Regions from separate parts of the Homo sapiens genome. Here region 1 is linked to region 2. A link is a loop called in an ENCODE intact Hi-C map of the cell type or tissue named here. Cell type or tissue: ascending aorta. All regions are shown on one strand. Links, peaks and the distances in the headings refer to the core of each region. The heading gives the core; the rest is flanking DNA. Region 1 overlaps ATRNL1 (attractin like 1). Region 2 overlaps ATRNL1 (attractin like 1).

Region 1 (4,413 bases), core at 341-4,340, 360 kb after region 2:
TATTTCTTCATACAATGTTAAGTTGGGACATACTAGGCTATTTATTTCATCCCCTGATATTTCAAGATAACTTAATAATAAATATATAGAAGACTGATCAAAGTAAAATAAATGCTTAAAGTGCTGTCTCTTTCTTTGACATACACATTTGTTTCTTTTTCTAATTTCTTCCAACTTGTAGGTAGTATATCCTAAATCTTAACTTGATACTCTGTTCTTTACTGTGCACTTTTCTTTTTTATTAGCAATTCCAACAATTCTATCATGTATTGGGAACCATTCTGACCATCTAGAGTTAAATAAAGCCATTTAACTTTTATGCCTTATGTGAATGTAATAATCAAGTTGGAAATCATGGACTATACTAGTCTCCCAAACAATAGCTTTAAATGAGAACAGCTTTGATTTAAAAAAAAAAAAAAAAAGCTGGGAGGTTTTTGCAAGTTTTAAGAGATGAATGGGGATTAAAGAACAAATTAAACCTAAATACCACCACACTGTTCACTAACCTACTCCAGCAGTCACACTTAATGAACAGGACCCTTAAGGTTATTTAAATGAAAGTACAGTAATTAAGGATGTCAAGCTAGATGCTAAGGGAATACTAATTACTCATGGAAGAATATGCTAACTCTAGCAAGCAACCTTAAAATCTCAGCAGTTCTATACAATAAGTTTGATTCCAGCTTGAAGACACTGTCCAGTGTGGAATGGATTTGGAGAAAAGGTCTTGGTCCATGCAGTCTTCCAGGATCTGGGCTATTCCTAGCCTCTGCAATCTTTCAGATCCTCATCTTCCTCTCCATTGAACTGCTGAATGAGGAAACAGAGGGTGTATGGCACATGAGGTTTTTAAGAGCCAGGCCTAGAAGTGGTGGGTGTTACTTCTGTCTACCGGACAGAGCCCAATAACATGACTTCCAACCTAACTGCAATGGAGGCTGCGAAATACAGCTGAGTTGTGTTCAGAATGTTTTCAAAATTGGCGATTAAATGACATTCAATCTAGTATAGTTTTGAGGGACAAGGTGTTGGTATAGAAAGACTGATGGGAGAACTAACATTTAACTTTGAAAGTACATTCCTAAAATCCAAGAGCTTTAAATTCATTAAGTCATACTCCAAAAGAACTCAAACATTTACCTGACATAGGAAGTTATATGCTCAAGTTAGACTTGTTACCAAAACATATTCCTCAAGGGTAGAAATCGGACAAAACCATATATGGTTTCATACTGGCCAACCTTAACATGAGTAACATGCGTTCTGAACTGATATTTTCAGATGTATGCTTTTGGTACTGTCTCATAGCCTCTCAGTGAATAAATGTTTACAGAATAAAGCAAGCATAAGAGTTCCTCAAGTATCTTATATATTAGACATCAAGGCTGCTTAACTCATTATCACAAAGAAACCATTAGTCTTATCTGCAGTTGCAAATACAGCAACAAAACAACCTAGAAAAATCTTAACAATATTTAGTGTTGGAGGCTGGGTGCACTGGCTCATGCCTGTAATCCCAGGACTTTGGTAGGCCAAGGTGGACGGATCACTTGAGGTCAGGAGTTTGAGACCAGCTTGGCCAACATGAAACCCCATCTCTCATAAAAATACAAAAATTAGCCGGGTGCGGTGGCGAGTGCCTGTAGTCCAGCTACTCAGGAGGCTGAGGCATGAGAATCGCTTGAACCCAGAGAGTGGAGGTTGCAGTGAGCCAAGATTGTGCCATTGCACTCCAGTCTGGGGGACAGAGCTAGACTTTGTCTCAAAACAAACAAAAAAAAAGTTAGTGTCAGTATTTGAAGACCATAGTCACTAGTTACTTATCCAATTGTGTTTATAAAGGTGATAACCTATGTGCAGGCAGGCTGTACAGAAAATTATTCTTCCTCTGTAGTCTCTATTATAACAATGTAGATTAAGTCACATAGAGAAAAGATGTACTTTTCCCCATATAGCAGACTAAAAAAAAAAAAAAAAAAAGATGAGAGTAATTAGGAAAAATAAAGATCCAAGATACATTATTTTTAAAAATCTAAAGTCCCTAGTATGTGCCAGAATCTGTTCTAGAAAAGAAGGCACAACTTTGATCTTCCTAAAACGGAAAGGAATTCATTGGCATCATCATTAAGGCAATTTCACAAAACAAACAAACAAAAGAGACTTGATAAAACAAGATAGAGAAAAATGGGTAATAATCTTAGATATTACTGGCCTAAAGGTAAGCCAAGGAGGAAAAAAAATGTTCAGGAAGATCCTCCTACGGCAACATTTCTCAAAATGTATCAAGAATTTTTATTTCACAATTTACTATTAGTAAAGTAGAATTTTGGCTCCCATCCCAGGAGTTTAGTCACCATATCCCAGGAGATTCTTCTGTGCCCTAATTCTGAGAACCAGGGTCTTAAGCCTGAAGTAAGTAGCTATGAAGAAGTTGTAAGATCAGTAAATGGGAAAGGTATAAGGAACAGAAAAGGGGAGCCAGTTATAAGTTAATTAGCACAATTAAGATCCTGATTAGTAATATTGCCATATATCTTAGGAAATGGTATTTTTAATTCCAAATGCCTTTGAGAAGTTTATCTTCAATTTACTGTGAACAGAGAGTAAAACAATTTTGAATCAACTCATCAATTTTGACTAATCTACCAACAAAATATCTAAGAGTGCCATTTATATGTACTTTTCACCAGAAATCAATAAAATGATCTGAGCTCTTATATTAAACAGTGAAACAATAAACTTTTTTTGGCTAGATAAGGGAAAACACTAATTTTTAAGGCACATGGTTGTGAGTGGGGATAAATTTGTGAGTAACAATTCATTATTTCCATAATTATGGAGTTCCACTGGAATTTACTGAATGGAATGAAAGAGAAACCAGGGGTGCAGACATCCTACAAAAATACAAAGTAATTCCACAAAATAAAAAAGGGATCAAAATCTCATATAATTTTAGAATAACATGGCAGATGTTTAAGTAGGTGAAAAATGTGCTCATAAATATTTCAGCCTGGAATCTAACTCCATTTTACATATAAACACAAAGTAGTTTTGCATATTTATAACACATATTGAATTTTCTACAACTGCAACTATCATGTAAATTGAAAATATACCTTTTATAATATTATTCAGAATTTGACCAAGAGATATTCATTTAAGAAAATCTCATCACCAATAGCTATCCTGCTCACACACATCTGTGAGTATACAATGTGTCTGGAGAATATTTGAGATACCTCTTAAGAGATAAAAACAAAAACATATTAAATTGGTGCCAAATTATGAGTACTACTGAATTTCATAATATAGGAACTAAAATTATCATATTATTCCTGTCCTATGCATTTGTTAAAATTTCATAGTGCTATAATATAAAATGTATGCGGTAGAAACTACATGGTAAAATTACTGTGGGGGAGATTGCAATTGTTTTTAAACAGGGGACTCTGATAATGTTCCAGAGGTCTACAACATGACTTGACTGGCTCTTATATTACTATTTCCTTTTCAAATATGTCCCGTTTCCTAAGACATGATATAGTCTCTACAGTCTTTTTACATACCAGAAACAGAATGTATACATTGACATGTGGTAGGATTTCAAGAAAGAAAATATATTTTCTGTTAGATTTTATCACAATTCTGTCCACATTTTAAGCTAGGGAATTATTTTGGCACTACACTTATAAATAGGATCCAGCTCATATTTGAGAATATCATAATCCCTCATTTTCTCCATTTCAGCAGCCTGCTATTTGTCTTGACATGAGATCTCTGATTTGCCATCTTGACTGGGTCCAGAATGAATGGAATTAGTTTCAAGGGTTTCTTTCTCTTGGCCCTTCTCTACCTTACTGGCTCTTTCTCCACAGGTCAGGAAGCCAATATGAGACATCTGCTGGCTGCTACATACATCCATTTTAATTATGAACTAAGGAACAGGGAAAATGACTACAGAGTGAGTTTGTAGATCTACTGTACTCAATGAAACATATTTGGACTTAGATTTTATTTATTTCCTGGTCTCTGTAAGTGCCCATTCTAATAAGAGGCTGTGACTATTCATCCTCTTATGCCAGTAGCACTCCCCAATTATTAGAATAATTAATTATGAAAACCTATGAAGTTCTAGGGGGTGCTATTCCATCTCCACCAAGAACCATTAACCTAATAAATCAATGTTTATCTTTTTCCAACCAAAATACATTTAGTTAGTACACTTACTGCATATAAGACATAACAATGTCTTTGTTAAATTCTGTTGGAAATTAAATATTTTATGGTAACCTTAAATGTAAATGGGTTAAATGCCCCCAATTAAAAGACATAGAAAGGCAAACCGAATAAAGATCCAAGACCCGTTGGTATGCTGTCTTCAAGAAACCCATTTCACATGCAATGACACAC
Region 2 (4,413 bases), core at 237-4,236:
TGGATGATTATGATGTGTCAATGTAGCTTCATCAAGTGTAACAACTGTGTCACTCTGGTGGGGATGCTGATAATGATGAAGGCTGTGCATGCAGAGGCAGGAGGTATATAGGAAATCTCAGTACCTACCTCTAAATTTTGCTGTGAACCTAAAACTGCTCTAAAAAAATAAAGTCTTTAATTTTTTAAAAACGTAGTTGTTCCTTAATTGCTGATATGGAATTATCTAGCAAGGTAAGAACACTGCATCTATAAAGCAGAGAACACAAATACTAGTACCTGTATACAATACCTCAAAGAAACACAAAAATCCCGAAAACAGTGATTGCCTCTAGGAAGGCAAGTAGGTGGCTAGAAAATTGAGATAGAAGAATGGCTTAGTTTTCATTTTCACCGTATCATCTTCTGTTTCTTTCAAACTTTTAACGTGAATGTTATGTAATAGGCATTTAGTATCTACTAAAACAATTCAATATTTCTTCTAAAAGTGTTTCCATGCTATAGAAGTTTTAAACATACATACATTTTTAAATACAAAAATACATATAAATACATACATACATATGTATATGTCTGTATATATACATTAATGGATATGTGTGTATACAAACACACACAGATATCTTTCTAAATACATATAACAGACACACACACATTTTCTTATTGATTGTGCTTAGAAGTCTTCTCCAGTCCCCCACTGTCTACAGAATTCAGAATCTTTGTGCCCATCCCCGACTCCCCTTCCTTGCCTCTCATCATTTTCCTTAGGCTCCATGTCACAACTAGGCCAACCAGATCATGTTCCCTCTTGAATGGAATGCCCTCTGTTCACTAGGGAAATTTATCTTTTTTCTTTTTCAAGATCCTGCTCAAATACTGCCCTCTCATTGAAATAATTACCCCACTTCTCCTGAGCATAATTAGTTTCTATTTTCTTTTTGTTCACAGAGAATACGTACATTTCTCTATGTATGTACTGTCACATGGTCAAGTATCTGTGTCTCTCCCTTAGTAGATTATGTGAGTCTCAGGAGCAAGGCCTGTGTTATATTCATGTTTCCAATTCCAGATTTAACATAGATCTTGGTCTAAAAGAGTTGTTCAATAAATATTTTTGAATGATGGATAAATGAATGAATAAATAAATACATTAATTCATGGATGAATCTTAACCTTTGATACAAACTGCATAGAGTAAAATATATACGCAAAACAAAAAAACTCACTGATAAGAATCTGAGTATATTTATTGCATGATAACTTTTACAACTTAGATAAATTATTTAAACCTTCCCAATCCATCTGAAATTTTATCAAATATTATACAAATGCCATAAAAAGTGCTGATCACATTTTAATATACCTTTATATTTTACCTATTAGTGTTTCTAAATAATTTTTATTTAACTTAAGAAAGAACATTTCAAAAATTTAAACAAAAATGAATAAAGATATTTCAACAGTTAGAAAAATTGTATGCTTTCATTTTCTAAGCCACTGAAGAAATTCAAAAGTAAAGTTATTAAAGAATAATTATGTTGATGATTAACTGGTTACATTTAAAACTTTTATGTCATTAGAATCTGTCAATATAAATTATTGATAGTAACTTTCTCAAGTATGGAGTAATTTGTATTCTTATAATTTATATAATGTTATATACTATTTATGGGAGGTTAGTTTTAGGTGGGATGTAAATGTACCCTTTCTCCCCAAATCATGTTACAATCTAGATAAATTACATGGCAGATTTCAGTTCTCTAAGTTAATCCTTAAGAAAATAATTCATAAGTACTGATTATTTTTTAAATACTGAGTTCTATATTACTGTGTTGTTTCTTCTCACATTAAATGACTGGTTCCATCAATGAATTCTTAATTTTGAACTTTTCATTATTTTCTAGGATGTACTAGATTTTCTGCATTAAATTAATCTGACCCTTCTATATACTTTTAGCCATCATGGATGAGGTCATCCAAATCCTAGCAAATCTGCCAAAAGACCAGGCAGGCTTTCTGAAGAAGTCATCAGTGCAGTCTGAGCCAGGAGGAATAAAACTTTCAGGCTTACTGACATATCTATTAATAGTTTTTGAAACAGAAGAAAGAAGGAAACTTAGTGTTTTGAATTCCTTTTTCCAAGCAGCAAAGAGCCTTCTGCTGGGGCTGGGGCATGCCAGCTACTTCTCATATTCCCCAGAGTTCATGTGTGAGGTGTCATACATGGAGCAAGTGCTCAGAGAAGCTTTGGTGAATAATGAATTCTGACAATGGCCAATTTCTTTTTTACATAATTTGGAGATGTTTATTGTGATCTTAGATACTTAAAAGACAATAAGTTGACAGAGAAAGAGAAAAGAGCCCTTGTGGGTAAGCTTCCTTAAAATCTCCATCTTCTTAAGGGAGGAAAGTAATGGTTATTGTTGAGCCCCGACTTTGTTTTGGGTAGTATCCTAGGTGTTTTACCTATTTTAGCTCATTTAATTCTCACCACAATCCTGAATTAGTCATTATTGTGCCTGATTTTATTTAAGGAAACAAAGTTCAAAGAACTGAATTAACCTACCCAAGTCAAAATCTTATAAGAGAAAAAGCTAGGATTTTTATCCAGCTGCTGTGACTCCAAAGTTTATTCTAACACACCACTCACAAAACAAAACAAAACCCAACACCAACACCACCAGCAACAGCAAATGTGCTGTTATTTTGTCCTTCCTTTTCATTGTAAGTCATCTCAATTCTTTTTTGGAAGTAGGTGAGCCCACAGTAATAAATGCTGTCAACAAGGGCATCACTCTTCAATCCTGTTTTCTCAAATGGAGAATTTAATTGCAGCGATATTTAACTGGGGGGGAAGTTATTTATGATTTTTGTGTCTCCACCATACACATATCTGGATCAGCAGGTGGTCCAATGAGGTCTTAGAGCACTGGAATGTGTGTTGTAACTTTTTCCTTACCTCGCCCAATGTCTATGTGTCTCCTCCACCTCTCAAATTATTCCACAAGGAGATGACAAAGGGTGCCCACAAAGAGGCAAACTTACAAAGTGTAATTATTGGCTTCTTTAATATGTGTTTTAACAGTATTTGAGGCCAATTCCAAGCACTTCACATAATGCATTATTATAATAGAACAAAAGTTTTCTAATAAAACTAGCCTTTTGCTATTATTTTCAGCTTTCTTTTGATTACATGATTTGATTTTTTTAAAAAAGAGCTCCAACAGTGCAGTCTTTGAAACGCTACCTCAAATAGGTCAGAGTCTTACTTCCCTAGTTGTGTTGTGCAGCATGAAAGGCTGCCTATGTTTTCTCATGACTTTACTCCTTAGGAGACCTCCCATGGATCATTTCTCTTAGTAAAAAAGAATCTATTGACTGCGCCTATCCTAAAGCTAACAAACTGGGCTTTCCATGGGGAAATAACAGCAAATTGAGTGCAGCTATTGACCAGCCTTCTGTAGTTAAAAATACAACAAACTATACCTTGTCTGATTACTTTTAAATTACTGGTCATTTTCATGCTCTGCTGGTATTACTTACTACTTGATAACCTTTCAAACAAGTAGAACAAAAATATTGGACACTATCTTCTATCTGTTTCTGTCATCTGAAATCCAGTATATACATAGGAATGTATTTTTTATTCATAGCTAATAAGAATAATATTGTTTTTTATATACGTGTGTGTGTATTGTTTCAGAAGAAAGATGTTTACAATTCAATGGCTTAATTATACCAACAATAACCCAACATTTATATTTATCTTTCAATCAGGGTAATAGGATAATAGGAAATAATGTGCTCTACTAAGTCATATAATTAAACTGTAAATTGTTTTATTCAATTTTTAAAAGTCTTCTAGACTTACCATTTAGGAATGTTTAAAATTAGTTATAAATTATTTTTATTTAAAATTCAGTACCAATGAATACGTAAAAATATATTTTTCATTCATCTGCTGTCTTTTTGAAGGAGGAAAATGTCATGTCATCACAATAAAATTTATAGAATATTACATGTACTAGAGCAAAAAATAAAACTAAACTTCTTCCCTACTAACATTTAATCAGTATTTGTAAAACCAAAAACAAAACCATTAAAACCAAAACCACAAATATATTTAGTAAGAGTTTAGTCTTTTTTTTTGGAAAGGGGAGTAATGAACAGTGTTTTGTAGAAAGTATTAATTAAAATCATATGTAATGAGCCACATGGAAAAATATATATTATATATAGTTCTTTGTTTTGACTAAAATTCACATTTTTATTTCTGTAAATTTTATCAGATCAATGTAAAGTGTTCACAATTAGAAAGTTTTATTTACTCAGGCCGGGTACAGTGGCTCACGCTTGTAATCGCAGCACTTTGGGAGGCTGAAGTGGGCAGATCATGAGGTCAAGAGTTCGAGAT

What was found. Peaks named below come from ENCODE experiments on the same cell type or tissue, not always from the same donor. Only the 100,000 strongest peaks of a DNase experiment are listed, where the experiment ranks them.
Region 1: it touches region 2 in a loop (5-fold over the local background); 1 of 110 quality-filtered maps calls a loop at or near these places.

Annotation. Positions count from the first base shown.
Region 1 is chr10:115,400,828-115,405,240 of GRCh38, reverse strand. All of the region lies in intron 20 of ATRNL1 (attractin like 1), which reads right to left. Among named protein-coding and RNA genes, the nearest start is that of ATRNL1, 310 kb to the right of the region's middle. In ascending aorta, for the core only: no CTCF peak of the experiment used is centred there; no DNase peak of the experiment used is centred there.
Region 2 is chr10:115,759,909-115,764,321 of GRCh38, reverse strand. The region is part of intron 27 of ATRNL1 (attractin like 1); the gene reads right to left. Among named protein-coding and RNA genes, the nearest start is that of SNORD158, 430 kb to the left of the region's middle. In ascending aorta, for the core only: no CTCF peak of the experiment used is centred there; a DNase peak (open chromatin) is centred at 2,111; H3K27ac peaks cover 1,436 bases.